4 separate regions of the Homo sapiens genome follow, and all the other regions are linked to region 2. A link is an interaction called in ENCODE POLR2A ChIA-PET data of the cell type or tissue named here. Cell type or tissue: MCF 10A. All regions are shown on one strand. Each heading gives the region's core, and the rest is flanking DNA. Links, peaks and the distances in the headings are about the cores only. Region 1 overlaps LINC02768 (long intergenic non-protein coding RNA 2768). Region 2 overlaps NID1 (nidogen 1). Region 3 overlaps LINC02768 (long intergenic non-protein coding RNA 2768). Region 4 has its middle 6.5 kb from the start of LGALS8.

Region 1 (7,669 bases), core at 1,306-6,305, 85 kb before region 2:
ACCCACTAGATCATGGTGGATTATCTTTTTTGATGTGCTGTTGGATTTGGTTAGCTAGTATATCATTGAAGATTTTTGCATCTATATTTATCAGTGATATTGGTCTGTAGTTTTGTTTTTTTCTTATGTCCTTTCCTGGTTTTGGTATCAGGGTGATATTGGCTTCATAAAATGAGTTAGGAAGGATTCCTTAAAAAGAGAATAAAAAGCTCAAAGTTGCTAAAGTCCATTATCACATGAGTCTGTACCATAGTTCACAGACATACACATGTCACAGCCAAAATCATGTCTACTCAAGGAGAAGTTGTCACTGGGAATATAACATGATTAGCCTATACAGCTAGTGTTACATTTGACATCGAATGAGAATAAAAAATAAACAATGAATGCATTTTTAAGAGAAATCCTCTACACTGAAAGAGAGGATCTGAAGGGGTTAGCAAACTGTGGCCCATTGGCCAAATTTAGTTCCACACCTGTTTTAGTGTGGCCTTTAAGCTGAGAATGGTTTTTATGTTTTCAATTGTTTGAAAAAAATCAAGGGAAGCATACTATATCATGACACACAAAACTGAAATGAAATTGAAATTTCAGTGCCACTACATACACTTTTGCTGGAACACAGCCATGCCTGTTCATTTAGGGATCGTCTACAGCTGCTTTAGAGCTAGAATGCCAGAGATGAGTAATAGCGGCAGAGACCGTAGGGCCTGCAAAGCCAAATATATTTAATATGTGGCCCTGTAAGGAGAATTTTGCTGACCTCTGCTCTGGAGGATGGAAAGTACTTCCAGATGAAGCTGGACTATCCTAGGGACTCGGGGTCCAGGCTAGGACTTCTTGATAAAGCCACCCTACAGAGAGAGGTTCATCAAAGAGAGAATATAGTCCTGCACCCCAGACGAGCCTGCTCCACTGAACAGCAAGGACAGGAGGCAAACTGCCAGGAGAAGCCAGAGAGAATGAGGGGCTGAGAGCACCTGGGACCATAGCTTCTATGAGTGACAACACCTTTCATTTGCTCTAACCCTCACCCACATTATCCACTTCTGTAGATACTCCTGATAAGTCAATGTTCCAGGTATATCCAAGTCACAAGAGTGGAAGGATGGAAGCATTACTGAGTTAGACCTAGTATGTGCTGGATGTTTAAATGTTAATCTTCCTCACGACTTTCCTATCAGGTAGGCATTATCATCTCCATCTTTCAAGTGATATTAGCTTGCTTTTTTTTTTTTTTTTTTTGAGACGGAGTCTTGCTCTGTCACCCAGGCTGGAGCACAATGGCATAATCTCGGCTCACTGCAACCTCCACCTCCCAGGTTCAAGCCATTCTCCTGTCTCAGCCTCCCGAGTAGCTTGGACTACAGGAGCACGCACGCCACCATGCCCAGCTAATTTTTTTATTTTTATTAGAGATGGGATTTCACCATGTTGGCCAGGATGGTCTCGATCTCTTGACCTCGTGATCCGCCTGCCTTGGCCTCCCAAAGAGCTGGGATTACAGGCGTGAGCCACTATGCCCCACCAGCTTGCATTTTTTTTTTCTGAGTGATTACCATAGTCCCTGGCATTATTCTGTGAGCTTTACATAAATGGAGTCATTTAATCCTCGCAACGATTCTACAGAGGTCATCAGGGCGACATGGGCTACGTAATTTGCCCAAGGTTGCTAAAAAAAGAACACACACACACACACACACACACACACACACACACACACATATATATAGTTGTTGTTGTTTTTTTTTGTTTTTGTTTTTTGTGGGGGGTGTAAACCAATTTCCTTCAAGGCCTGCTATCTGTCATGTGATGTTATACCAGAGTCAGGTTGGAATTTGGTATCTTATTGTTACAAAGAGTCTGTTTTATCAGTCTTAAGAGCGTTAATGGCATGTTAATGCTGGTCAGCTGTGCCTAAACTCCAAAGGGAGGAGGGTAAATGGGGCACGTCCAACCCTCCCTTCCCACATGGCCTGAGCTAGTTTTTCAGGTTTGCTTGGATCCCCTTGACCAAGAGGACAGTCCGTTCAGTCATTTGTTGGGGCGGGTGGGGAGGTGTTTGGATTTTTTTTTTTTTTAGTTTATAAGAGGAATAGTCACTCGGTTACTATTTTTTGCACGACAACGACTAAAAAGACAAACTTCCTCTGATAAATGCGGTTTATCAAGAGAGAGAAATAAACACACACAGAGAATGAACTTCTTTGGCTCCAAACTGGATAAAACATTGGGAGGAATTTTTAAGATTAATATTCTGTGTGTAAATACATGTTCATAATAATGTTTGATTCAGGTGGCAAACACAAGTGCTCATTCTAAAGAAAGGCGTCAACGTCAAACTCAGTTTGAAAAGTTTGCCAGGGACGCAAGACTCAGCACCTCGGGCTCATGCAACTTGTATCTGCCTAAAATGAATTGCAGCTTGTCAGGAGCTACTTGGAAGAACAAAATGATCTAGAAGACCAGATGCGAAAGAGAGCAGAAGAAATCACTCTTGTTTTGTTAAGCTTCAGGGAGTTTGACTTAGCGGGTGAAGAAAGACTGAACCCCAGGTGGCAAGAGAGAGATGGGTCCCTTCGCTCTTCTCCCTGGACAACTGAACTTTCTCACACTCTCTCTAACTCCCACCTGCAGCCTGCAGTGGAGACTAGAGATGCCCCAACGACCTTGCTTTGAAGACTGAGATGAAGAATGAATCGTTAGAGGCACTTTGCAGGTGTGTGAGTGCTACACCGATGCGAACAGGGACACAGTACTAAGCTGGCAAAACGTGTGTGTAAATAGCATCTGGGAGGAAACTGCAGTTTACAATCCTAAAGGGAAGGAAAAAAAAGAAAGAGATCAGAAGCCAATAAGGGGCTGGTGCAGTGGCTCATGCCTGTAATCCCAGCATTTGGTGGATCACCTGAGATTAGGAGTTCCAGACCAGCCTGGCCAACATGGTGAAACCTTGTCTCTACTAAAAATACAAAAATTAGCCGGGCGTGGTGGTGGGTGCCTGTAGTCCCAGCTACTCAGGAGGCAGAGGCAGGAGAATGGCGTGAACCCGGGAGGTGGAGGTTGCAGTGAGCTGAGATCGCACCACTGCACTCCAGCCTGGGCAGCAGAGTGAGACTCTTGTCTAAAACACACACACACACACACACACACATACACACACACAAAACAAGAAACCAATAAGGTGGCATTTAAGAGTGCTTAAGATCTGGTGTTCATTTTAGCTGGCTGCATTGCAAAAAGATGTGAAAGCTTTTATTTTATTTTATGAATACTTATTGAACAGCTACTCTGGGCAGGCCCTACTACCAGTTTCTGGGAGAACAAGATGAATTAGGCATGGTCCCTAATTGCAAGGGGTTCACAATTTAGCATCCTATGCAGATCTCCGTGGGGACAGCCCCAGGGGTTACCCTTGTTTGCTTGTGCTTTTGAGGTAGGCATTCAAGTGTAGACACTTGCAGCTGTGCGCCCTGCTCTTCCTGGGGGCCCGTCCTTCCCTCATTCCCCACCACACCGCAGGTGGGGCAGTTTTGGCTGCTCTGCAATCTCAACCGCAAAGAGTTGCTCCACCCTTTGTCCCGGCAAAACTCTGAATTGTCCTGTAATTATTGCCACACTGCAATCCGGTGCCATCTGATAAGTACAGGTTTCAAAACTGTGCTCACAATTCCTGCCAAAGCCATCCTGCCAACATCAGGCACAGACATTGGCAAACCTACTCGGCCTGGGCTGAGTTGAGCTAAAGGTGCCATGAAAATCTGGAGATGGAAACTCAGCAACCACCTAGAATAAGATCACCTGCAACACACACATGTACACACAATCACACACACACGAGTGAGCACACACCCTTTCTCCCTGGGGTTTTGACTCCGTTCCTTATGTGATTCTATGTCAAATGTGTAGAAAAAAGAAGCTGTCCTGAGCACAGCACATTGAAAAATAAACGCCAGCATTTCAATAGCTTTGCAGAGAAGAGATCCACAGAATAGCGTTGGGTTTCCTCTTGTTCTTGCATGGAAACATGATCAGGTGAGGTTTGTACTAGAGCATTCTGTAACCCCTGATCCTGGGGGCTGATCAGGAAGAGTCAGGTGTGGTGTGTTTAAAAAGTGAAAGCCGGCCAGGTGCGGTGGCTCATGCCTGTAATCCCAGCACTTTGGGAGGCCAAGGCGGGCGGCTCACTTGAGGTCAGGAGTTCGAGACCAGCCTGGTCAACATGGTGAAACCCCATCTCTACTAAAAATTCAAAAATTAGCCAGTGTGATGGTGGGGGCCTGTAATACCAGCTACTTGGGGAGCTGAGGGAGGAGAATCGCTTGAACTTGGGAGACGGAGTTTGCAGTGAGGTGAGATCGCACCACTGCATTCCAGCCTGGGTGACAGAGCCAGACTCCATCTCGAAAAAAGAAAAAAAAAAAAAGTGAAAGCCACAGGTATCCTTTGGCAGAGGTTGCCAGTAGCCTGCCTGTAGTTTGCTTAGGCATGTTCTGAACATGCAGAATGATGTGCTGGGACTAAGTTGAGTTTGGCAGTCATTTCAGGAAAGCAAAAAAGAGAAGAATGTTAATAACTAAGAATTTCCAAGAATGGGCTCTAGTTCCAGCCTTGCAATGGAGGCTTTACATGCGCTGGCCCACAGAATCCTTACAACCACTCTGCGAAGGGCTTACTGTTATGATATTATTAGTCGCATTTCACAGATGGGGAAACAGCTTCAGAGAATAAAGCAACTTGCCCAAAGGTCACATATACAGTAGATAATGGAGCTGAACTGGGAACCAGAGCTGTGTGATCCAGTGAAGGTGGCCACAGGCTGGTAGAGGCTGCCTCACGCCTGCCCACTGCCTCTTGCCACCATGCTTGCCCCTGCTGCCCCCTGGCAGTGGCAGATTTGCAGGCTGTGCTGCCCTGAGACAGCCTCATGGGGCAGAGGGAGAAGCTTGGAGGCTCACTGGCAGACCTAGTCCCAAATGCAGGGAGGAAGGAAAAGTAGATTCATTTCCTCATTCTTGGCAGCAAAATCTCCTTCCTTCCCCATTGTTTCTTGGATCTTTCTTTTTACTTTCACTTAAATAATCCTACACTTCAATTCCTGGCCCCCTATCATCCATGCAGACAAAGCTCCTCTTTTGTTTTATTCATTATTTTTTCCCCGTTCCCCTTTCGAACTTCCATTCTCACTTCCGTTAGGTTTACATGCTAACTTGTTGATATACATGTCCTTAGACATGTGTTTACCTGAACTATGTATAGCAGCATTTTGCATACGTGTTTTTAAGTTTCATAAGTAATATGATGCCATTAATTTTATTCTATGCCCTTCTTTCAATTGACTATGTATTTTTTTTGCCTTTGCCAAAATAAGACTTTATTTTGAAAGTCATTTGAAGGACACTGAGAAAGACAGGAGACCTTAGATTCAATGGATGTAGATTCCAACTTTGGATTCTTGCCTGCCTCACTAATGGTCTCTGTTAGGCTGGAAAGGTGCTTTCTTTGGTCATTCCAATTTTTAGCTTGCTGGAGAAAACATCTTTTCCCAGAAGCCATCTTCTTCTTTTGTGTGTGTGTGTGTGTGTGTGTGTGTGTGTGTGTGTGTGTGTGTGTGTGGAGTAGAGCTTTATTTTCAGGAAACAGTATGTTAGTTGGAAATGGGTATATATATATATATATATATTTTTTTTTTTTAAATCAAGGTAGTTCTAATACATTCAACAGAGTGGGGTGGCTCAGCCAGAGGTGGCGTGAAAAGGTTCTCTATTATTTGCTTAATATCCTGCTACAACCAGAAATCCCCACCCAGGAATATAGTTCTGTACAAAGTTGTTCTGTCTTTGCATCATAAATGCTAATCAATGGTCAATTGACTATATTTTTAAAGTCTATTCATATACTGTTTGTAAATCTAGTTTATGACTTTTTTTTTTTTTTTTTTTGAGACAGGGTCTCACTCTGTCACCCAGGCTGGAGTGCAGTGGTGCCACCATGGCTCACTGCAGCCTAGACTTCCTGGGCTCAACAACCCTCCCTCATTAGCCTCCACCAAGTAGCTGGGACTGCAGGTGTGCACCACCATGCCCAGCTAGTTTTTTTATTTTTTGTAAAGATGGAGTCTCGATATGTTGCCCAGGGCTGGTCTCAAATTCCTGGCCTCAAGTAGTCCTCCCCTTCAGCCTCCCAAACTGCTGGGATTCCAGGCATGAGCCACCGAACCCAGCCTAGTTTATTACGTCTGACTGTGCAAAGTATTCCCTGCCTGCTTGTCTTCCTATACCCCTTCACTTACTGCTCCCTGATGGGTGTCTGTGTGTGTGTGTGGGGGGGGTGTGGGGATGATATTTGTTCATTGTCTGTTAGTACTCACTAAAATATATGTTCTATGTGAACAAGGAGTTTGTTTAATTCACTGAGATCACCACAGCTCTTAGAGTAGGAGCAGTACCAGCCCATGATAGGTTCTTGGTCAATATAGAATAAGTGCCTGAGTATCTGTCCACCACATTCTACGTTATCGCTTTCTCTAACAGGGTGGTCTTTTACCGCCTGCTACATAGACACCATATGGAGGAGGGTGGCGGGCTTGCGAGGTATATGCATATTTAATTCTCTTTTCTCCCTCCCTCCTCCACACCATTTCAGGGTTTTGTTTTGTTTTTTTTCAGTCTGAATTGCCCTTAGGCAGATAGAATATTTATGTCCTTTGAGGCCCGACCCTTGTGAACTATAAACAAAATCCTTGTCCAAAAAACTTTTGCTGAAGCACTTACCCTGAAAAGATATGCAGACCTTAGGTCACGCATTTTTTATTAATTTCAATCTGACATTCAAATGTCAATTTACGGAGTCCCTGCGATTGGTGGGGAAGGGGCATGAGAAGGAGGCCCCGTCCTGAAAGGCAGGGAGGAGTGTAGCAAAATGGGAGGAAGCACAGGAAGGGCGGGAGGGCTCGGGGCTGAGGGCCCGGGCGGCCAAACTCCAGGTGCCCAGCACCGGTGCCATGGAGTGCACAGCTTACCGATCTGTCTAGAAGCTGCTGGGTGCAGGTGTGTGAGGTACAGGATGTTTATAGTGTCAAAGTATCTCCCCACAGATGGAAACGAACATCATGCGCCTCTCAGCAGGATGCGCTGAGGAAGACAGGACTTGTGTAGCCTTCTGTAGAAGTGCATAATCTGAACGGGATCACAAGGAGCAAAATCAGACATGCCCAGATGAGGGGCATCTACACACTCTGCATTCTTCAAAAATGGCTCAGCGCGAAGGACAAAGCAAGGCTGAGGAGCTATTCCAGATTAAAGGAGACTCATGTGACCTGGCAACTGCACGCAACATGTGATTCTGGGTTGGATCCCAGAACAGGGAAGAACAATTCTTTAAAAGGCATTATAATGGAGTCAGTTGGGGAAATTTGAGTTGGATTGTGTATTTAATCATGGTATTGTATTAGTGGTACATTTCATGAATATGATCATTTTACTGTGGTTACATGAGTGAACCTCCTTGTTCTTAGAGGTAAAGGGTCAAAATACCCATAACTTAACCCTTAAATAGGTTAGCAAAAATGATAACTATAATGATGGTATATAGAGAGTAAGAGAAAGAAAAAAGAGAGGGAGATAAAGCAAACGTGGCAAAATATTAACAATCAGTGAATCCAAAGAGT
Region 2 (7,669 bases), core at 1,666-6,665:
TGTGAAAGACAGAAAATATCCCTGGTTCCTAGCAGAGAGCAGGTGTCTAATTGTCACCTGAATGAACTAGTCACCTAGAACAAAACAGTCATCAATGAGAATAGCCCCCAAAAGAAAATGCATAGTTCAAACTACTAGAGAGATATAAAAAGCAACACATTTACTCTGTGGAGATGACAGAAGAATTCTTTCTTCTATTTGGGAGTGAGTTGGTGATTGGCACATGACAGGTACCACCTAGGAAACTTTCTCAGGTTACACACAGGGGAAGATCAGAGCAACCACACACCTTGGCAGGCTTGGCCATCCCCAGAAAAGCCTGGCAAGCAGGAACAGGTGTAGGAGGAGCCTCCTGTGTAGATACACTGGGCCCGCTGGGGTATGTCGCAGTTATGAAGGCCAGTTTCACAGTAGTTGATGGGGCGCTGGTCCACGACAGCTTCAGAACAAAAGGTTGATGCACAGTCTTAGGAAGAAAGTCCCCTGAGCAGGCCACATGCCCCTCCCAGCTCTATAAAGAGAGACCATGCCTGGACCCTAGACCTCTAGGCATGTCCACAGCTTCACCTGCACCCCACTCCTCACTGGGCTGGTACTACTGCTTTCACCGTTTCCTCCCACCTGGGTTCTGCCTCTGATGGGTCTTGGCTGACTGACACCGTGGTTTGTCATTCCACCTGGCTTGACCTCAGTTTCACTCTGGGGGTCTGTCTCAGGCCACTCTCCAAACTAGATCCCCATCACAGGTCCCCAGGACCCAACTTTCCCTTCATCTGGATATGGGGGTGGGACATCTGCAGATGCCACACTTCTGATGGCAACTCTGTTGAGACTGCTTGGAGGAAAGGAGCTGAGACTTCCATGTGGTGTCTTCAGCCTTGGCCCACCCTGTACAGGTGGAACATTCACTACAAATGCCCAAGTCAGTCACCCACTTGCCACCAAGGAAGGACAAATAAATGTTTCTAAGGCAGGGAGACAGCTATGGTTGGAAGACTGTGAGCCTTTGGAGTAGGCAGCCTTGGTATATACCAGGTACCATGGGTCAACCACATGGCCTTAGATAAATTGCCTTATGTTCTTCCCCCCACCCCCTCAACTCTCTCTCTCTCTTTCTCTGTCTGTCTGCACTTAAGGTAGGACAAACTGAAATCAATCTTAAGAAGACTCATGGAGGAAAAACATGAGTCCTCCTTCATCTGGGATAATCCAACTACACAAAGCCTGATGGGAGGGAATGATTTGTGTTCTGACATTGTGAGGATGGGACTCTGTCCTGGCTCTGAGTTCTTTTAGAAAATCAGAAGCAAAATGCAATGGTGCCTTAGGAACCCCAGAGTAACTGAACCAGCTGAAAATCACCCTGTAGACCTCAACCTTTGCCTTCCATCTTGAGGCAACAGCACAAGATGGGGCATTATCAGCTAGCCTCTGTGACACTCACCTCCTCCTCAGCCCTCCTTCCATGAGTTCTATCATCAGGACCCTTAAGAGAATCACAGTCCCATCTACTGGCCTCTCTGTGCTTGGCATACTGGAAGTTAACTGCTACAGCTTTTTGCCTAAGCCTGGGCCCTGTTCTTCCCTCAAGAGAAGAGCTGATGCATGCCATCATGCCCTGCACCAAGATGCCTAGGGGAGGAGAAGTAGGACCTCAAGTTCACCACACTCCATATGCCAGCCCAGTGTCACAGGGCTATGTCCATTCAGAGGGGTATCTACATCTTCACATCAAGCTGACTTATGGGCAAGCTGAGGCCCACCTTTCCTTCACAAAAACATGTTTTGCACATTTCAATTAACTGCAAAAGTTGGTTCCCAGTGGAAAAGAGAGTTATGAGTTTACAGAAAATGCCAAAGATGGAAGTCCACAAACATCCCTTCCCCGATAATGGATACCAATCCTCATGAAAAGAGAATTCCTCCTGGTCAGTCCACAGGCCCTGCCTGAGCCCCCAGCCCCTCACAGTTGGCAGAGCACACCTTGCCCCATTTATTTCTTCACCTTGCCCCATTCTGACCTGCAGGGTAACCTTCCCAGTGCAGGCTTCCGACCTAGAACACTGTTTCAACAAGGAATTCCAAGAGAGATGGAATGACCACTCAATTACTCAGTGACAAGCCAGAGTTATTTCTTTGAATGCGTGTAGGCAGACTTGGTTCTACAGTGAGCCTTCTCTCTGCGCAGTGAGTCTCAAAGGAGCCAATTAAAAGGGGTGAAGATGTTCTCCCTCAAATATGTAGGCCGGGCGTGGTGGCTTACACCTGTAATCCCAGCATTTTGGGAGGCCAAGGCAGGCAAATCACCTGAGGCCAGGAGTTCAAGACCAGCCTGGCCAACATGGTGAAACCCCGTCTCTACTAAAAATACAAAACTTAGCTGGGAGTGGTGGTGCATGCCTGTAATTCCAGCTACTTGGGAGACTGAGGCAGGAGAATCTCTTGAACCCAGGAGGCAGAGGTTGCAGTGAGCCAAGATCGCGCCATTGCACTCCAGCCTGGGTGACAATAGCAAAACCCTGTCTCAAAAAAAAAAAAAAAAAAAAGGGAGGCTAGAGCTCAGGGGAGAGGACAAGAGCCTGCCCACAGCTGGCCTGTGTCCTCCTTGACAGCTCCTGAGGCACCTCCAAGAGCTCCATGGGTCACAGGAAACCAATGATCCGGTCTAATCACTTCATTTTACAGACGAGGAACTGAGCCCCAGAGAGGTTGTCTTCCTCAAAAGTAAATGTCTGAAGCAGACATTTGCCCAGCACCTGTCTTGCATCCCAGCCTGCCCCTTCAGTGAGTGTGGACATCAGGAATGACTGGATCCAGAAACCCAGGTCACCATGCTCCACACAGGTGTCCCAGGATGGATCTCAGTTACTGTGCACATCAGCACCCAAGGGATAAAGTATCCACTGCCCAAGCTTGAGCCGAAGTGTAATGTAAATGGTATGGCCATTAAAATTAAACGTTTGAATCTGCTTAGCCTCAAAAAGCAGAGAAAGAAATCAGGTCAAATACACAGAAACTGATGTTCCCTACTGAGGAAAAAAAAAAAAGAAGTAACTTCAGCAGAGTGAAAATCTCAACTGTGCAGAGGGGACTGGCCTCCCTGAGCTCACAGATGTTTGGGTCACACTCAAAATATGAGAACTGCCTGTTCCCTCCCACCCTCAAGACACCACCTCACCCCACGACCTTGGCAGGCTTACCCAAGCTTTGAGACAGAGCAAAAAGAAAACATTCTAGGGTTTAGCGAACAGTGAGGAAGAGGCAAGAAGATGGTTTGCTGACATGGTACAAGAGGAATCTGTTTTAAATTGGGAAGACATGTTGAGTTCAGATGCGCATTTGACATGGCACCCTCCAGACCTGGGAACAAGAATCTTGAACGACCAGGTCAAAGTGCAGCAGGAGGAAAAAGAGGAAGAATTTAAACAATCTGGCTGTTCGTGGCTGACCCATCCTCATCATCACCCAAATCATCATTCAGCAAGAGCATAATTAACCTAATTAATAGCCGCAACTTACTTCTATAAGGCTAAGAAATTATGCTGCTGCTCGTGGTTGGTAAAATTAAAATCCATAAATAGAATGACCCCAGTTGGAATTTTAGGTGTAACTAAAGTAGAATTCAATCTAAGATAGGTAATGATCCAAAAGTACCTATAAGGTGCTCCCTCAATGTGAACCCCAAGGCTACTAATTACTGGAAGAAACATGTCTAATAGCTTATAGTTATTAAAAGCATAATGAAAATGATTAAAAGAAGTTTATAAGAGGCAAATGTAATGCAAAAGCTGGCAACAGGTGAGGCGATGGTATTACTAGTGTAGGCAATAATGTTGCTTACTCATTACACTTGTGACTCTCCAGATAGTTGGAGGGCAGAGGCTAAGTCTGATTCATCTTTATAAATTGCTCTTCCCAGCACCTTCCAACTTGACCAGACTCATTTTACCTGGGACCAGAACTTTTGCATAAGAGCTAATGCACACCATGTGAATACTGTTTCGAAAAGTTACCTGGAGAACTTACCCACACACGTTCCCTCATCTGAAAACTGGTAGCCCTCCACACACTCGCAGCGGAAGGTTCCTGGGTGATTATTGCAGATTGTGTGGCTCCCACACACTGAGGGTTGTTCTGAACATTCATCAATATCTGCAGCAAAAATTTTTTTTTACTGCAGGCTTTTTTTTAAAGCTCTTCAAACATTACTGACTATAATAAAATAGCATTGTCACCTAAGAATAGATCAATTTTAAAACAAAATTTTCTTTTTTTTTTTCCGAGATGGAGTCTTGCTCTGTCGCCCAGAGCTGGAGTGCAATGGTGCAATCTCGGTTCACTGCAACCTCTGCCTCCAGGGTTCAAGTGATTCTCCTGCCTCAGCCTCCCCAGTAGCTGGGATTACACGTGTGTGCCACCACGCCTGGCCAATTTTTGTATTTTTAGTAGAGATGAGGTTTCAGCATGTTGGCCAGGCTGGTCTCAAACTCCTGACCTCGTGATCCACCCGCCTTGGCCTCCCAAAGTGCTGGGATTACAGGCGTGAGCCACCGCCCCTAGCCTAAAATAAATTTTCTATGTATCAAAAGTAGTGTTAAATACAATTTTTGTCTGTGCATAACTGGAGAGAGTGATCCCCATGCCTTTCTCCTAAGGAAACGTGTGCTTCCCCCACCTCTCCTAGAGTTAATTTCTGAGCCTGGGGCCCCTGAACACGAGTCTTTCCCATTAGATTGCCAAATACATGTTACAAGGACACAGAGACACATCTCTGGACTCTGAATACTGAGAGTCTCTGAATATTAAATATACTTTCAAATCCTAAACTTGAGAGTATATTTAAATATGCTATTATTCGAAAATATTACTTTCTCTGTTACTGTTACAAAGGAAAATTGAACAATTTACAGCTTAATTGTGAATTTTTGAATATTATCTAGGGCTTAATGGACTAAAAGGGAAGTCATTCACTCATGAGATTGTAAATGAACAAAGAGAGTGATGTCCTTTTATATGACAATACTACAGCCACCATCATGGGGTAACGTGGAGCAAACAAACATAGGCTTTGGAGTTGGACATAGCTAGGTTCAAATCCTGCTTCCTTTAGCTATTAACTTGTGTGGTCTTGGGCAAGTTATCCAACTACTCAGCCTCAGTTCTCCCTTTGGTAAATAAGTATACTACTACTCATCTTGAGGGTTCTTCTGCAGATTACGGAAAATGGATGGAGGTCAGAGAAGCACCCAACAATGTTCCAGACACCCAGCTATGATTATACTAACTAGAGATTCATCCAACACCCCAGCCATGGTGATGAATTTGGCTAACTCTGGGAACACGCCCCTCAGATGGCCGCCAGGCTTTGGGGGCCAGGCTGTGGCTACCACTTGTGTAAGGCTGGTGGGCCCAGGCAAGAAACTGAGCTAACCTGTCATTCCCCCTGGTTATGTGGCCACTGATGGGTTGAAATGAACAGTTACACAAGGTCCTTCCCACGTCAACCTCATACTCAGAGTGTAGACAGCTACTTCTGGCATTTCTAAAACCCTGAGATGTGCATGAGGAGGGCCTCCCAAAGTGCTGGGATTACAGGCGTGAGCCACAGCCCCTAGCCTAAAACAAATTTAGACATGTTTTAGACCTAAAACAAATAAGACATGTTTCTCATAATGGCCGAGACCACACAGCTCTTCTCCCCCTCATAAATCTCTTCCCCAGCGCTTTCATATGAATCGTTGACATGTGGGAGTCAAAGCCTCCTATGTCCACCTTCAATGTCCAGTCTAGCCAGGCCTTTATTGGTGAGACAAATGTCCTACTGGCCTATTGGTCAACATTGCACAAGACAAGCATTCTTGATCACATCAGCCTCATAGTTTGTCCTGTACCCAGGCAAATACCCAAACCAAATGCTCTTCAACTTTTAGAGATTATACTGATATGTGCGTGTTCTGTGACGTGTTTAAGACACAAGGTCTCAGGACTGAACCAGGCACTGCCAGAAGGTTCTGGAACAAAGCCCCTCCCAAAGCAGGCTGTTATGCAAGCTGGAGCTGGGGAGGCTGTGGGGGAGGAGTGCACCCAGCACGTTTGGACTTCACAGCTCCATCCATCAGCTGCCGCTGCAACATGGGAGAAAAAAGGGGCTTCCTGTGTCCACTGCCTCTGTGCTGCAACTCTCAGAGGACACTCCCAGCACAGATGTCTGGAAACATTGTACATATTGCAGGGCTCAGTGACTTAGACTGCATTGCCAAAGCACGAGAGCACAGAGCAGCAGTTTTCAATCAAGAAGACAGAGCAAAATCACAGGGGATCTTCTTCAAGCTCTGTTCCTCCCTGGGAACATTTACGCAAGGGGAAGCTGTGTTTTGGAAAAGCTTCTATGTGACCAGGCTCTTCTCTCTAGCCCTACCTGAAAAGCTATTGACAAATAGGACCTCAGGGCTGCTGGGATGATGGAGGGAATGGTTCCCTAGCACAACCTCCACCTCCATGCCGGCTTACACATACACGCCAGACTAGACAACACCCTTTCTTAAGGGACAAGACCCTAGCAATTTCTGAGCTAATAGTCCACGGTCTTTGCAGTTTGGAAATTCTTCCTAATGTATAATTTAAATCTTCTCTTCTAGGACCAGGCACGGTGGCTCAGGCCTGTAACCCCAGCACTCTGGGAGGCTGAGGCAGGCAGATCACCTGAGGTTAGGAGTTCGAGACCAGCCTGACCAACATGGTGAAACCCCATCTCTACTAAAAATACAAAAATTAGCCAGGCAGCATGTGCCTGTAATTCCGGCAATCCGGGAGGCTGAGGCAGGAGAATTGCTTGAACCCAGGGGGTGGAGGTTGCAGTGAGCCGAAATTGCGCCATTGTACTCCTGCCTGGGCGACAGAGCAAGACTCTGCCTTAAAAAAAAAAAAAAAAAAAAAACAAAAACAAACTTCTTTTCTATAAATTGAAGCCAGGTCCTTAACCCTTTCTTCAGTGGTATTGAAAACTGGCAATAACTGTCTCTCATAACATACCACAGTATCTGCTAGAAAATGATTATTCTTATTATTTAACATCTGGTCAACCTCTTCTCTGGAAAGAGATTTCCTTTCACAGGATCACTTTCTAACTCAATAGGAAAATCCTGGATCATTCTTGTCATTGCTGCCTCCTTTTTGACTTTTTTCAGAGTGGCTACTTTTCACATATTTTCAACAACTCTAAGTTTCTCCAATTTTTCCCTTTTATAAAGGCCAGGCTCTTAGAGGAGAAGAGTCTCATTACCAATTTGCTAAATGCCTTCTACATACTCGACGATTACTCAATGAGAGATGAGCCAAAACTATCTCTACGGGCTCTAAATTGAGAAACAGCGGGAGCCATCCTGCCATGGACCAGAGTGAATCACAGAGCTCTGTGAAATCGTCTCCAAATTACTGTGGAGAGTCACTGTGCGACGTCTCACCAAAACCACCCTTGTTTGGGGTGTCATATACCATCATATCAGCGCTGCACACACTGAATCACAAAGGCTCATCCTCATTCTCCTCTAACGCACTTCCCAAGTCCAAATAACACATGAAGTGATCTGCTTAATGCAATTTCCTATTTTAAGCCTCATGTCTCGATACATTAACACTTCAAGGCATGTTCTAGTGACCCAGAACAATA
Region 3 (7,669 bases), core at 1,087-6,086, 74 kb before region 2:
AGTGTCAGTGCAGAAATGGCAGGTTCTGTGAGGACATAACAGGGTGTCTTGGGTGGAGGTATTTCACACTAGGAAATACTGAGCGTGAAGGCTGAATAGGGGACTTGGAATGTAGCCATTAAAAGAGGATTTTGGCCAGGTGTGGTTGCTCACCCCTGTAATCCCAGCATTTTGAGGGGCTGAGGCTGGAGGATCATGTGAGTCTGGGAGTTCGAGACCAACCTGGGCAACATAGCAAGACCCTATCTCTACAAAAAATTTAAAAAATTAGCCGGGCATGGTGGTGGACACCTGTGGTCCCAGCTATTTGGGAGGCTGAAGTGGAGGATCTCTTGAGTCCAGGAGGTTGAGGCTGCAGTGAGCTGTGATCGTGCCACTGCTCTCAAGACTGGGTGACAGGGTGAGCCTCTATCTCTAAAACAAAAGATAGCTTTAAAAATGTATAAATAATTTAATTTTTTAAAAATGAAGGGGGAATTTAACCTTTATGCAATTATGCTCTACAAGGTGGTTGGGGAGAACAGGGATGAGATGACACTGCCTGGGGAAGGTTAGTGTGGCTGCAAGGTGCTGGGTACATTAGACAGCAAAGAGCTGTGGGTCAGGGAGTGGATGAGCACCCAGAACTTGGTGCTGGCAGAGCGAAGAGATCAACCCGTTGGCTTCCCCACCCTCATTCTCCTCCCAACTGACCTGCAAGTCACAGCACTGCAGTATCATGTCGACACTCACTGCTGGGTACGTAGCTTAGGCTTTCACCACCCCACCACCCAACCCGGTTTCATCATCACGCTTCTGGCCCTTGGTCCCACTTCCCTGCCCTACTTATGGCTACCAGAATTCTCTGGCTATAAAACCAATGGTACCATGTCTTCATGCTACTTTAATACTCAGGCAACTCAATGTCTGTAGGATAAGTCCACACACCTTTGTAGGGTAGACGAGGCCCTTCAATGCCTGGCTGTGCCTACTCATGTTCCCCTCTCACCTTGCACCCTTGGCTCCAGACTGATGACCTCACAGTTCCTCCTAAAAACAATGTGTATGACCCACTGTGCATTTCTGGAGCTGTACCTTTGCAAACAGATTTCCTTCTTTGCAGAAAGTCTTTTCCTATTTGCGTTCCTACCTTTTCTTTGGGACTCACTTCAAACATATCATCTACCATCTATCATCAAACATATCAGCTACCTTCAGGAAGCCTCCCTTCCTTGATGCTCAGATTCCTGGCACTGAGAGCCTGTTGGCTCTTCCACTGTTCCTGTTCTGTCTTCACTTGTTTTTTTATTATTTATTTATTTTTGAGATGGAGTCTCACTCTGTTGCCCAGGCTGGAGTGCAGTGGCGTGATCTCAGCTCACTGCACCCACCACCTCCTGGGTTCAAACAATTCTCCTGCCTCAGCCTCCTGAGTAGCTGGGATTATAGATGCCCGCCACCATACCCAGATCTTTTTTGTATTTTTAATAGAGACGGCGGGGGGTCTCACCATATTGGCCAGGCTGGTCTCGAACTCCTGACCTCAGGTGATCCGCCCACCTCGGCCTCCCAAAGTGCTGGGATTACAGGCATGAGCCACCGTGCCTGGCTCCATTTGTTTAAATATCTGCTTCCTCTGCAAGTGGTGAGCCCAGGACCTGATTCTCATTCTACGTATTCCCAGGGCTTGATGGGACTCATTGTTCATAGGAAGGAGCTTGATAGTTGTTTGATGAATGAATGAGCAAGGGAAAAAGGATAAAGAGGAGCGAAAAAACGAAGCCGGGTTTTGGGGGTATTGGAGCAAATTAAGTGGGGGATACCATGTGGAGATGTGGCCCCATCAAGACCAACCCTGTCCCAAGAATGGCTCAGGTTTGCCTTGCTGGGGTCTTTGCTCCACTGTTACCAAACCCCCCACCCTCTGAATTGAGCTATGGGTTCCAGGAAAGGCACCCCTGTCCTGAGTTGACTGCAGCGATCACAACTGCAGACAATCATGATTCTTTGAATCCCTATTTTGATGTTAAAGCCAAGAAAGAGCATTATAGAAACTCAGGAAGAGAAAATAAATTTAGCCATCATCCCACGACCCCGGTACAATTACTATTATTTTTCCATTTTTCTTCCAGTCTTTTTCCTTATGTCTATAGCTTTAATTATGTTTTTCTGTATGAAATATAAGCAGGAAATGGAAATTTTCTAAAGGACTTCTTTTATTTGCCTCCCACTGTTTTGCATACAATGGACACTTAACACATAACTTTAGGCAGACTGAGGCGTCTCCTGATGAAAAGCTTTTCTCAAAGGCCATGTGGTTGCTGCAATGAGCCTTCTAGAGGAAGCTGGTTATAACCTCTCTCCATCACGTCCAGCCCTCTCTTTCCCGCCTGGCTCACACACTTGCCTTCCTTTAAATAATATTTTTCATTCCTCCAATCAGTCATTTGATCAACAAACATTTAGTGGGCGGGAACTGTCCCTAGGCCCTGGGCTGGGCCCTGTATTTACCGCCCTGTGGTTCATCAGCCCTCAGCCTGGTGCATCCACGCTGGTATCAACCTGATGGCCCCAGAAGCTTCTGAAAACTCATGAGCTTTCCTGATGGTTTATCCCTCAGGCCTTCTCCAACTCAAACTAAGGTCTGCGTGTACCTTGGCCCCTTCTTTTGTGCTTGTTGTACCCAGAAGCAAAATAATTGTCTAGCTGTCCCAAGAACGGCCAACCGTTGAGATTGTGTCAGCGAGTCTTTGTTCAGTTCCTATAAAGGATGGCCTATTAGGTAATACATCCATTCCAGATGGAAAACAGGCCTTTCGAAAGCCCGAAATAACCTATTGCCACATCCCCCTTTGAGCCCACAAATGGTTCTTTCACTATGAAAGAACAAACTAACTAGAGCCTCAAAAATGTCTTTCCTAGCTTTAATAAGTGGGGATTCTGGCCTCGGGGTCATACAAGGATGATCACACATGAGGAAAGCTCAAATGAACAGAGTTATGCCAGAGATGGCTGGCCTGGGCAAAGCTGGCATTGCTCTCGGAGGGAAGCCAAGTTTTTCCAATTGTTATTCTTGTGCCATAGGGCAGATCAGCTGGGGTGGGCCGGTGAACGCTGCACTGTCACATCACGATGCTTGGAGCAAGGGGTTGCTTGAATGGAGGCAAAATGCTGCGTTGACTTAGGAGGAAATCATCTTAAACCCTGAGATCTGAAGAGCTATGTTTAGCTGGGAAGTGATGGAGCTCTTCAGCTTCTTCATAAACTCACAAACCCAGGATGAGGCTAGAAGAAAGTCAGATTTCTTATCTGCCAGAACTCTTGCTGGGAAAGATGTCACCAAGGTATTCCCCAACATTACCAGGCCTTCTGTAAAGCACCTTCTTCATGCTCCCGGGCCCATCACACACATGCACATACACGTACACACGTACACACACATGCACATGTGCACATGTATACATGTGCTGTTATGGGCTGAATCTCATCCCCTTCCCAAATTTATATGCTGAGTCCCTAATCCCTAGTCCTTCAGAATGCAACCTTATTTGGAAATAGATTCTTAAAGAGGTAATTATATCAAAATGAGATCTTGAGGGTGAGTCCTAATCCAGTCTAACCAGTGTCCTTATGCAAAGAGGAGATCAGGACATGAACACGCACAAAGAGAAGGCCTTGTGAGGACACGGAAAAGACAGCCATCTGCAAGCCCAGGAGAGAGGCCTCAGGAAAAACCAACCCTGCCAACACCATGATCTTTTAAAAAAATTATTCGTCTTTTTAGTTGAGATAAAATATACATATATAACTTACCATCCTTACCATTTCAATACCATGATCTTGGCCTTCCAGCCTCCAGACTGTAAACTAATAAATTCCTGTGGTTTAAGCCACGCTGTGTGTGACGCATCGTGATGATACCCAAGCAGACTGACATACACACTCACACAAGCTCACATATTCACACACGTACTAATACACACCCTCACCCAAAAACACTGACACACAGAAGCACTCACACACACAGATGCACTTACACTCGGTTCTCACCCTCCTGTGTCACCCACACAATCCTTATCCCCCCATCCCTGACACACACATGCTCCCTGAGGCCAGACACGTGGACTGTTGTGGCTCAGGACCTCACTGAGGCCAGTTCTCTTCCGGAGCACAGCAATGGTTTGCTGTCTGCTAAGATCATTCCTCTCGCTGGAACCTTGGGTCCGTCCCTGGGGCTCATTGCCTGGAGTGTGGCTTTTTGCATCCTCACATTTCCTGAATGCTGTACTTTGTTTTCCTGTCTCCCAGCTTGGATCTCCTGACCTTGGCCTGGACCTGGATCTGGGAGGCTGACTCTATTGACCATGGGGAAGGAGCTAACAGGATTGAACCTCAGGACCGTCCTCTGCAAAATGAGGAATTTAGGCTAGCACAGTGGTTCTCAAAGTGTGGTCCCCAGACCAGCGACCTCAGCATCGCCCTGGAACTAGTTAGAAATGCACATTCTCTGGTCCCAACCCAGACCTACTGAACCAGTGCCTCTGGGAGTGGATCCCAGAAATCTGTGTTTTAACACACGTGCTATCTAGGAGGTTCTGATGCAGGCCAAAGTTCGAAAACCGCTGAACTGGAAGATCTCTAAAATTCCTCCTAGGAGATAAACCTTTAAGACTTGCTATAAGAATTAAGTGCCATGATTATGGTGCATATTATTTATGAAACTTGTTCAATGTGCCCTGCCCTTCCTATTCATTATCTCTACAACCTCCTTCTAAAATAAGTATCAATTAAAAGTATTTTCCAAATGAGCAAAAGGAGGCCCGGAGAGGTTAAATAATTCATCAGGAGACACGCAGCTGGAGATGAACAGGAGGAGGATTTGAATGGGAAGCCATCTCAGTGTGCTCTCTCTACTACCTCCCATGAGCAAACACAGTGACAAGTGAACTCAATGAATATCATTTTCCGGTGATTCTGTGACCTTTGAGTACCTGCATCCTCCTACCTTAACCAACTTTGCCAGCCTCCTTCACTGCCCTACCTGATCGACAGTAATTTCCAGCTCTCTTCCTTCCCCCATGCTCAGCCCAACACCCAGCCCTGGCTTTCTCACCTTCCTGGGACCCCCTGCGTTCCACGGTAGTGAACAGAGACACACGACAGCCATTCCGTGGATCTACAGTGACTGTTCTCCTGGACACAGAGCCAACGTGGCTACTGAAGGAAAGAGGCCAGTCCTAAGTTCAGGATCTGTGACGGCCTGGAAAATGTACTCTGTCCCCCCACAACCTCCCGCTACAACCTCCCCCTAAAAGAAAAACTTTCTACAGGTGATGTTGAGATTGCCACAGGCTTTGGTCCTCACAGACTGCAAATACCTATGGGAGAAAGAATGCTTCCACAGAGGAGCGCCGAGGGGAAGGAGAGCACCTCACTGGGATGGGATGGGAGTGGGGTGACAGCACCGCCCAGAGGCATACAAGCTGGCCTCTCTCTGGTTTTGTGGAGGCGGCCCTTGCTGGTATCCTAGAGTTGTCTCCCTGGCCTGCTTAGCAACGCACAGCTCCTAGGGGCCATCACCCACTAGGAGGGCAGGGCCTTTTGTCTTTTTTTTTTTTTTTTTTTTTGAGACAGAGTCTCTGTCTATCACCCCAGCTGGAGTGCAGTAGCATGATCTCGACTCACTGCAACCTCCGCCTCCCGGGTTCAAGCGATTCTCCTGCCTGCCTGAGCCTCCTGAGTAGCTGGGATTACAGGAGTACGCCACCAAGCCCGGCTAATTTTTTATTTTTAGTAGAGATGGGGTTTCACCATGTTGGCCAGGCTGGTCTCAAACTCCGGACCTCATGATCCACCCACCTTGGCCTCCCAGAGTGCTGGGATTACAGGTGTGAGCCACTGCACCCGGCCAGATTTTTGTCTTTTTACTGTTGTATCTCCCCACATAGTAAGTGCCTAATCAATTGAGTTGAATAAATGAATTCTTGCCCCATCTACCAGATTCTACCTCAGGGGCAGCTTCACACACACATACATACACACACACACACACATACCTACACACACACACACACACACACACATACATACACACACACATATGCATGTGCACTCAGGCACACACGCATGTGCTCACTCACACATGTACTCATGTTCTGGGGCCGGCACAGAGGCTGGGGGAGAGTAAGGAAGTGGGGAGGGGCATCTTTGGCAGGGGAAGGGTGCTGGTAGGACAAGAGCAAAGCGCAGAGGGACTGAGGGGTGGTGAGAACGGATCTTCTCACAGTTGAGGCCTGTAAAAAAAAAGAAACCACACGGAGGCTGAGGGCAAAGTGCCCTAAATTGGAAGTCTGGCCTAAGATCTGACGATGAATGGTTTTCAAACTCTGGAGGCGGTCTGCTTACGAAAACTCTTGTTTGCACTGAGTATACAGAAAGGGCACTGAGTGGGGCAAAGATGGCCCCACATGCTTGAACTTGCCTGTGAGTCTGGACTCAGACCCAGTTGTAGGGTGGACCTGTGGGCGGGGCTAATTTTGTAGTGTCCAGAAGAGCACCAAGGGAGTTTTTGTGAATTGGACTTCCACCCTAAGCGATACTAGGTTTAGTTCCATTTTCCGTCTGGAGAGAAGTCCTTTGCAGCATTTCGTTTGGCGGAAGAGTTTTGCATAATATTTCACACAGTGTTCCTTGCACAAGCTTTCATTACCCCATGACCAGGCTAGGGACTCCCCGCCTTCTATGACCAGGTGAAGAGTGAGTCTCCTACTCCAAGCTCCCCCTGTTCGCCTGGTTTTGATGCCCTGTTTCAGTGCATCATCTGGTAATTTCGTGACCTGCAATCGGCAGAGTGGGCTCGACTCATCTTCTATTTCTATGCTGCCCACTGTGTCCTTCTGAAAGGGCTGAGCCCTGGGTCTGGTAATTTTGGACTGTCTGCAATTTGGAATGGGTGTGTCACTACTGCCCTCTAGAACCAGGTCTTGGTTATTGATTGCAGCTCCCAGAAAGGAACCCTGCAAACACAACCCTTGGTTAAGGCAGGCAGTCTGTCTTCTCCTTTTCAATAATAACTTCATGTTTGAGGTTAATAAGTGGAGGTTCTTTAAAGGGCACACAATTGAGGCCCCACACTCCGCTAGCTGCTTTCCCGTGAGAACTTCCAACAGGGCTGTGGTTTGCTGTTTATAGAGAAGGGGTGAAGAGCCAGGGCTGGAATGTGCATTATAAATGACAACGTAGGCCAAGCATGGTGGTTCACATCTGCAATCCCAGCACTTAGGGAGGCCGAGGTGGGAGGATTGCTTGAGCCCAGGAGTTTGAGACCAGCCTGGGCAACATGGTGAAACACTGTCTCTACTAAATATACAAAAAATTAGCTGGGGATGGTGACGCATGCCTGTAGTCCCAGCTACCTGGGAGGCTGAGGTGAGAGGGATCACCTGAGCCTGGGAGGTTGAGAACTGCAGTGAGCTATGATCGCACCACTGCACTCCAGCCTTGGTGACAGAGTGAGACTCTTTCTCAAACAAACAAACAAACAAAAGATGGCAATGTACAGTTGCTGGACAAACTGCCTCACTGGAATTCAACCTTGGAGAAGTGATGGATTTTTCTTAGTGTTGGCAGAGCCGTATGGTTAGCATGCTCCTCTGCCTCGTGTTTTCGTTTAAGTCCTCGTGCTTTCCTC
Region 4 (7,669 bases), core at 1,508-6,507, 500 kb after region 2:
TGTATGCATATATGATATATACATATATGCTATGTAAACATATATAGTGTGTATATACATGTGTGTATGTGTATATGTGTGTATATGTGTATATATACACGTGTGTGTGTACATATATACATCATATATGTGTGTCTATATATGTATATATGGGTGTGTCTATATATGTGTATATGTACGCAAATACGTATATGTGATGTATATATATAAGATGTGTGTGTGTATATATATGTGTTTGCATGTGTGTGTGTATATATATATAGTATATACATATTTTTTGAGACAGCATCTCACTCTGTCGCCCAGGCTGAAGTTCGGTGGCTGATGACAGCTCACTGCAGCCTCCCGGCTCAAGTGATTCTTCCACCTCAGCTTCCTGAATGGCTGGGACTAGAGGCGTGTGTCACCACACCCAGTTAGTTATTTTATTTTTCGTAGAGATGGTGGTCTCACTGTATTGCCCAGGCTGGTCTCGAACTCCTGGGCTCAAGCGCTTTTCCACCTCGACTTCCCAAATTGCTGGGATTACAGGTGTGAGCCACTGCACCGGCCCATCCTTTATTTTAATATTATGCAGTGCCCTGAGACATATAAAAAACCCACCTTCCCAAGTAAAGGAAATTCAAGCTGATGCCTGCAGAGCCTTCTTTAACAAAGGCTCTGAAATACCCTCTCTCATTAAAATGATACTTTCCAATAAAATTTTGTTTAACAATGATTTACAAAATGATAAAATTTATTTATTTTGATTGTGTATGGATCATGGTAACAATAAAAAGACTTGTAAAAATAACTAAATTGAAAGAATCTTGAACATTTAGAGCCTTAAGACTGTAGGAATTGAAGACCACAGAATTATTAATTTATATTAATATTTTTGTTGCAGAGACATAATGAATGATCAACGAAAGGCTTTTAAGCGTTAAAAATATATTACACTAGATAAAATTATTTGCGGGAATGGGATGGAAATACATTTTCAAGAGAGAAAGGAGCAATGTAAAATGAAGATGTAAAATCCTTCTGCTGGTTGTCCTTGGGGTTTTCTTTTAAAGAAAAGCTTGGCAGTGTTTTTCTTTTTTTCCATTGGATGATGGTGAATATCAAATCACTTTGGTGCTAATATTTCATTTAATACATTAATTTTAAAATTTTCTGTAGAGGTGGGATCTCACTATGTTGTCCAGGCTGGTTTCAAACTCCTGGCCTCAAGCAATCTCCCTGCCTCAGCCTCCCACAGTGCTGGGATTACAGGTGTGAGCCACTGCATCCGGCCCCATTTAATACATTTAAAAGAGTGGTGTAACAATTTTTATTTAAAATGTCATATTTACAATATTCTAGAATGTATATCTTTTCAACTCATTAAACCTAAACATCCTTGTAAAAAGTGTGAAAAGTTATATAGTTTTTCAAAATTCGATTAGCAGTTACATAAGCATAAATGTTTAAAGTATGTATGGTACAGCCAGGCTTCAGTTCCCTGTCTTAAACACAAAGATCCATATCAATTCCAGATACTGCAATGGTTTGCTGTTTTTCCTGCTTCCCCCATCTCCAAATAAACTAAAGCATCAACATGCCTCACCTCACATAACCCTAAGTTTTCAGCAGTTGGCAGTTACACCTGGAAACCATTTTTCTAAAATAAACAACAACTGTTTGCTTACGGATCAAAATGCAAAGGACCATAACATTTAGCCTCACCTTCCTACTACAGATCGAGTTTAAAAGTGCCATGGTATAGCTAAATTATGAAGAAAGATATGAATATAACTGCAAAAGTGGAAGGAGATTTGGGATAATTCTTGCCCATTTTGTTAGGCCAAATGCATCTTTGTGCAAATTAGAAAAAGGTGGTCTTCATCCCTTCACTCCTATCCTTTTGGGGGTGGAGGGGCAGTGGCTAAAGTACAGACTAGGTTTCAGCTACCACATCCTCCTTCAGTTAGCTGCCCTCGGCGTGACAGAAACATGTGCAAACAGCCCTGTGCCTTTGTCTTATGTTCCAGCCAGCCAAGAAAAATAGTTGTAAAAGAGCAGCTGCTGTTTGGGGTAATGACCTTGGACCCTCCCCAATTTGTTCCAAGCCTGTTTTTGTATTCATTTTTCCCACATTTATGTTCCTGGATGGAAGCTTCCATATCTGCTCTTGGCCCTATTTGAAATTCCCCAGATTTCCTTCCTGGCTCCTGGCCTTTGGTTTTTCATGTGGCTCCTGATCCCACACGCTCCCTGAATTTGGATTCTCCTGTCATTTCAGGTGCGAGGTTTCCCACTACAGCCTCTTGGGCCTCACCTCCAATACCTCTTTCCCATCAGAACAGCCCGGACCTTCCCCTATGGTAGAGCAGAGACAGAATTTAAATGAATTCTCAAGAAGTGCTTGGACTCATATCTAGCAAAATTACATGGCATTTAACCTTTGACACAAAAAATGCAGCTTCTAGGAATCTATCTAAAGATACACTGTGGCAAATATACAAAAAGAAGCATTATTTATCAAGCACTATTTCCTAATAAAATAATTCTTAGGTCAGGCGCAATGGCTCAGGCCTGTAATCCCAGCACCCTGGGAGGCTGAGGAAGGCAGATGGCTTGAGCTCTGGAGTTCAGGACCAGCGTGGGTAACATGACAAAACCCCATCTCTAACAAAAATACAAAAATTAGCCGGGCATGGTGGCATGCACCTGTAGTCCCAGCTACTCGAGAGGCTGAGGTGGGAGGATCGCTTGAGCCTGGGAGGCACAGGTTGCAGTGAGCCAAGATCGCACCACTGCACTCCAGCCTGGGTGACAGAGTGAGACCCTGTCAAAGAAAGAGAGAGAGAGAGAGAAAGGAAAGAAAGGAAGAAAGGAAGAAAGAGAAAGGAAAGAGAAAGAAAGAGAAAAAGAAAGAAAGAAGGAAAGAAAGAAAGAAAAAAGAAAGAAAAAGAAAGAGAAAGGAGAAAAAGAATTCTTACTAATAAATGCAGGAGAAATGATAGAATTGAAATATCACCATTTTCAATTCCTAATGAAATAACGTATCTAGGCAATGACCATCAATAGCTAGATGCTAAAATCATCTGATCAAACACTGATGGGAACTTCGTAACAGATGGATCAGGCTAACAACATCTGAAACCACTAACTGGTTTTGATGTCATAAAAAGAAAAACAACCAGATATTTTCTGTCTCCTGATGAGTTGCAATTGGAGCTACATATCACCTGTAAAGTCTTCTGGCCAAAAAATTAAGCCCAGCCGGACCTTATTAAACCTTTAAATCTAACAATTAGTTTTGAAGCTTTTACAGATTAAATGAAGTCTGAGATTTGCTTCAAAATGAACCAGTGGTGGGGAGGAAGTGGGTGAGGTGTAGGTGAAACAAGATTGGCCACGTCGATAATTGCTGGAGCTGGGCGATGAAAGCACAGGTATTTATCACACCATCTCTCTACTTTTGTGTGTTTTTTTGTTTGTTTTTGGTTTTGGTTTTAAGGAGCAGAGAGTCTAATAGGCAAGAAAGAAAAGAGAAGGCTGAAGGAAGACGCTCCCCCGTACAGAGACAGAGGGAGGGGGCTCCAAAGCCGAAAGAGGAGGTCCTCTTGTGTATGTTTTAAAATACTCCCAGATAAAATATTTTTGGAAGAGTACTTGGTTGGATTCAACAGCTTTTTTTTAATTTAAAAAAATCACCTCAATTTTTTTGCTTGCTCTAACGTGCCATAGAAATTCCTGAGGTTTTACTTGTTGCTTTACAATGAACTGTGTAAACACAAGCTGGAAGAGATCAGCTATGCGCTGGAAGGGTTGGTTAAATATTGAGACTGCCTTGCTGAGGGAAGCCTTTTAATGAATCTCAGTAATTTTGCAAGAGAAAAGATAACAATGAACACTACATTAAACATCATTCTTTTGCACTTTGCTAAATATGTGTATGTAAATTACTGTCTGACTGTTACTGGATATATACAGCATATACATATGCACTTTTTTTACTGTTTTTTTTTTTTTTTTTTTTTTTTTTTTTTTACAGAGCTTGCTCTGTCACCTAGGCTGGAGGGCAGTGGCGCAGTCTCAGCTCACTGCAATCTCCGCCTCCCAGGTTCAAGCGATTCTCCTGTCTCAGCCTCCAAAGTAGCTGGGACTACAGGCGCCTGCCACCGCTCCTGGCTAATTTTTGTATTTTTAGTAGAGACAGGGTTTCACTATGTTGTCCAGGCTGGTCTCGAACTCCTGACCTCGTGATCCATCTGCCTCGGCCTCCCAAAGTGCTGGGATTACAGGCATAAGCCACCGCGCCCGGCCCATGTATACTATTTATACATTTTTAGTATCATTTTGTCTTTACATTTTACATAATTTCAGATACATTTTCCTCATATCAAATAATTCAGCATTTTTTAGTACTAACATCATAGTCTGTAAGCCATTCAAAAAATGTATTTCACAAAATAGGCTATCTCATCCTTTGAGCTATTGAGATGAATTAATTTATACTCCTCCTAAGATCCCTCTCGTCACTAAGATTCTTTTATTTTATGACAAAACCATAGTTCTAGAAGCTTGTTTCTCCCACCTGAAAAGACTGGATTTGGGACATGATCCTGTAGAACTTCGGAGGTAAGCCTGGTGAATCAGATCATAGGGGGTCTGGAGGGTGAAAAAAAAGAGTTTGGTGCTCATGGATGGGGCTAGTATTGGGGTGTAGGGGAGATTAGGTCAAAGCAAGAGGATTCAAAGGAGAAATGAATTCCTTTAGATTGGGGAAGATAATCGGAAGAGGTAGAAGACACCGTCCATGACACTTCCTGGGGAAGCAGATGTATGTATAAGGATGTGAGTATTGTGGTTTTGTAAAGAATGCATTCCTGAAGATGTTGCATAATTTAAAACCTACATATTTTGATTAATTTTCTCATGAGAATAGCAGGGTATGTGTTCTCGGCGCTCACAAATGTATAATCCATTGTGGCAAATTTTTGCTTTCACATATTTTTTTTTATCATTATTGTCACAGGTTCTGTGACGGAGTTCTGGTTTCTAAATTCACAGCATACCAAGGCAGTTCTTTAAAGTTCTTGATACTCTTTTATCATATCTAACTTGTATTCCAAAATTATTGAGTTGGAGCACATTTTCCCAGCACTTAGCACCGCTATTTCATGGATGGTTGGAGAGGGGGTCCAAAAATTTTACAATCATGTTAACAAAAGTGACACAGCAACAAAACAATAAGCAAAATCACTGCCAGAGTATTCCTTAGCTTGAAACAATACGGTTCACATCGATAGAATATGGCATCTATTTCTGTTTAATCAGTTAACCCTGCTAAGTAGCAAGAGCTTACAATTCATGTCTAAAATCATGATTTTTTTACTAGTTTTTTAAAAAATGTGGGCTCTATATATATAATTTAACATTTTGCTTGTAAGACTTAATTTTGCCTGGGTATGGTGGCTCATGCCTGTAATCCTAGCACTTCAGGAGGTTGAGGCAGGAGGACTGCTTGAGCCCAGGAGTTCAAGACCAGCCTGGGCAACACAGTGGGACCCCATCACTACCAAAAAAAAAAAAAAATTAGTCAGGCATGGTGGTGTGCACTTGTAGTCCCAGCTACTTGGGAGGCTGAGGTGGGAGGATCACTTGAGCCCAGGAGGTCACTGCTGCAGTGAGCCATTATTGTACCACAACACTCCAGCCTGGGTAATAGAGTGAGACTCTGTCTCAAAAAAAAAAAAAGACTATTTCTAAATGTGTGGCTATATTATACCATATAAATGTGGCTTCTTGGGCAAGGAAAGAGGACAATATAGATGAAAAAGAAATTGATCCTACCAGAAGTGATCCTTTTATCTGCATAACTCTCAGGCAGTTGTGGCAAATAATTGGCAATATCTATTGTTCTGAAACTGGTTTTCGCAACTTTTATTGGGAACACCATCCCCTCTCCTGCATGATCAGTTTCTCCTCTCCACGGATCATTCACATGAGTAAAGTCAGTAGCGTGCTGGTAAATGTTTAAGATCTTGTTCTTTGGGGGAAAAAGTTCCTAAGTTCTAGCAGTTGCCCTGGATAACTTCAAGGTATCAACATGGAAGTTATGTACAAAAATGGCTGTCACAAGCCAGTATGAGCTAACACCAACATACTACCCAGTGTTCTTCAAACTTCAGCTCACAGCCCATTAGTGGGGCTTGCAAACATTTTAGTGGACTATAAGCAGCATTTTTTTAAAATGAAAAAGTAGATTGTTTTACACATAACAGGAGTATTGTTTTGTACAATTTTTTTTTTTTTTTTTTTTTTTTTTTAGACACAGTTTCACTCTGTTGCCCAGGCTGGAGTACAGTGGTACAATCTCAGCTCACTGCAACCTCGGCCTTCTGGGTTCAAGCGATTCTCATGCCTCAGCCTCCCGAGTAGCTGAAATTACAGGCATGCGCCACAAGGCCCAGCTAATTATTGTATTTTTAGTAGAAACAGGGTTTCACCATATTGGCCAGGCTGGTCTCAAACTCCTGACCTCAAGTGATCCACCTGCCTCGGCTTCCCAAAGTGCTGGGATTACAGGAGTGAGCCAACGTGCCTGGTCAAAATTTTTGTTTTCGTAATTTTAAGTATGTGTGTAGTAAGTCTCAATGGAAATGTAATTCTTATGGCAGGTCACTTGAAAAAAAAGAAGTCTAAAAGTCACCAATGTAGTATCTTCTCTTTAAAAAAAAAAAAAAAACAACAGGAGAAAACCTGAATCTGCCCTTTGCTCCACTCCTTCCTCAGCTATAATGCTGCTTCTCCATTCCTCCTCACAGCAAACCTTTCTGAAATCTTTATAGTCATGGTTTCCACCAGTTCTTCACCTCCCATTTCTCAACACACTTCAGAGTCAGAGTCAGCAATGACATCCATGTTCCTAAGCCCATTGCTTACTTCCGTCCTCCTTGGCCTCTCAGCACACTTGGCACACAGGCTGTTTCTCTTTCTTTGGCATCTGTGACACCACTCTCAGCAAATTCCCCTGGTTGTCCCTTCTCAGTCTCATTTATTGGCGTTGTCTTATCTCCCCAGGGCTGTCCGAGGTGATTTTCTCCCACTACTCTCCTAGGTGGTGCCATCCAATCTCATGATGTCATATCATTCTTCCCTCATGCTTCAGCCATACTGGTTGGTGGCCTTTGTTTCCTGAACACATTTAATGCATTCTCAAGACCCTCAGGGACTTTGCAGCAGCTGCTCGCTAAGGCTGGAATGCTCTTCCCCACCATCTTCATATGGCTGTTTCCTTTCTTTCACTCACCAGCAGCTTAAACTTTGACTCCTCTGAGAGACTTTCCTTGTCACCCAACTAAGGTTGCCACTCAGGTGCTCCCAATTTAATCTTCTCTAAAACACATCACTGTATGTGTCCTCAACTAGAGTATAAGCTTCCTCGAAACAAGAACAATCAAAACTCCTTGCCCTCATGGAGTTTATAGTCTTATGATGGGTGAAGTAACATAAAATAAAAAGGCACCTTATATAGTATATTAGCATGACAAATGTTAGCCAGAAATAAAGCAAGGAAGAGTTGCTAGGGAGTGTGTATGAGTGTGTTTTGGGAGAGTGTTTGCAATTTTAAATATTGGTGGTCAGGAAGGGCCCCACTGAGAACTGACATTTGAGTAGACTTGAAAAGGGAAAAGGA

The links. Peaks named below come from ENCODE experiments on the same cell type or tissue, not always from the same donor. Only the 100,000 strongest peaks of a DNase experiment are listed, where the experiment ranks them.
Region 1: POLR2A ChIA-PET joins it to region 2 with 6 read pairs; 2 of 35 experiments call an interaction of 5 or more read pairs at or near these places.
Region 3: POLR2A ChIA-PET joins it to region 2 with 5 read pairs; 5 of 35 experiments call an interaction of 5 or more read pairs at or near these places.
Region 4: POLR2A ChIA-PET joins it to region 2 with 7 read pairs; 2 of 35 experiments call an interaction of 5 or more read pairs at or near these places.

The regions. Positions count from the first base shown.
Region 1 is chr1:235,928,764-235,936,432 of GRCh38, forward strand. The region is part of intron 2 of LINC02768 (long intergenic non-protein coding RNA 2768); the gene reads right to left. All of the region lies in intron 2 of LOC105373215 (a long non-coding RNA gene), which reads left to right. Among named protein-coding and RNA genes, the nearest start is that of LINC02768, 40 kb to the right of the region's middle. In MCF 10A, for the core only: no CTCF peak of the experiment used is centred there; DNase peaks (open chromatin) are centred at 3,608 and 4,488.
Region 2 is chr1:236,013,122-236,020,790 of GRCh38, forward strand. NID1 (nidogen 1) reads right to left here. Exons shown (of 20, transcript NM_002508.3): 10 at 4,027-4,152; 11 at 290-439. Among named protein-coding and RNA genes, the nearest start is that of LINC02768, 44 kb to the left of the region's middle. In MCF 10A, for the core only: no CTCF peak of the experiment used is centred there; a DNase peak (open chromatin) is centred at 3,880.
Region 3 is chr1:235,939,766-235,947,434 of GRCh38, forward strand. The region is part of intron 2 of LINC02768 (long intergenic non-protein coding RNA 2768); the gene reads right to left. All of the region lies in intron 2 of LOC105373215 (a long non-coding RNA gene), which reads left to right. Among named protein-coding and RNA genes, the nearest start is that of LINC02768, 29 kb to the right of the region's middle. RefSeq lists a silencer at 6,873-6,942. In MCF 10A, for the core only: no CTCF peak of the experiment used is centred there; DNase peaks (open chromatin) are centred at 2,786 and 3,886.
Region 4 is chr1:236,513,677-236,521,345 of GRCh38, forward strand. It overlaps a transcript of LGALS8 not described here. Among named protein-coding and RNA genes, the nearest start is that of LGALS8, 6.5 kb to the right of the region's middle. RefSeq lists a silencer at 2,625-2,803. In MCF 10A, for the core only: no CTCF peak of the experiment used is centred there; a DNase peak (open chromatin) is centred at 3,785.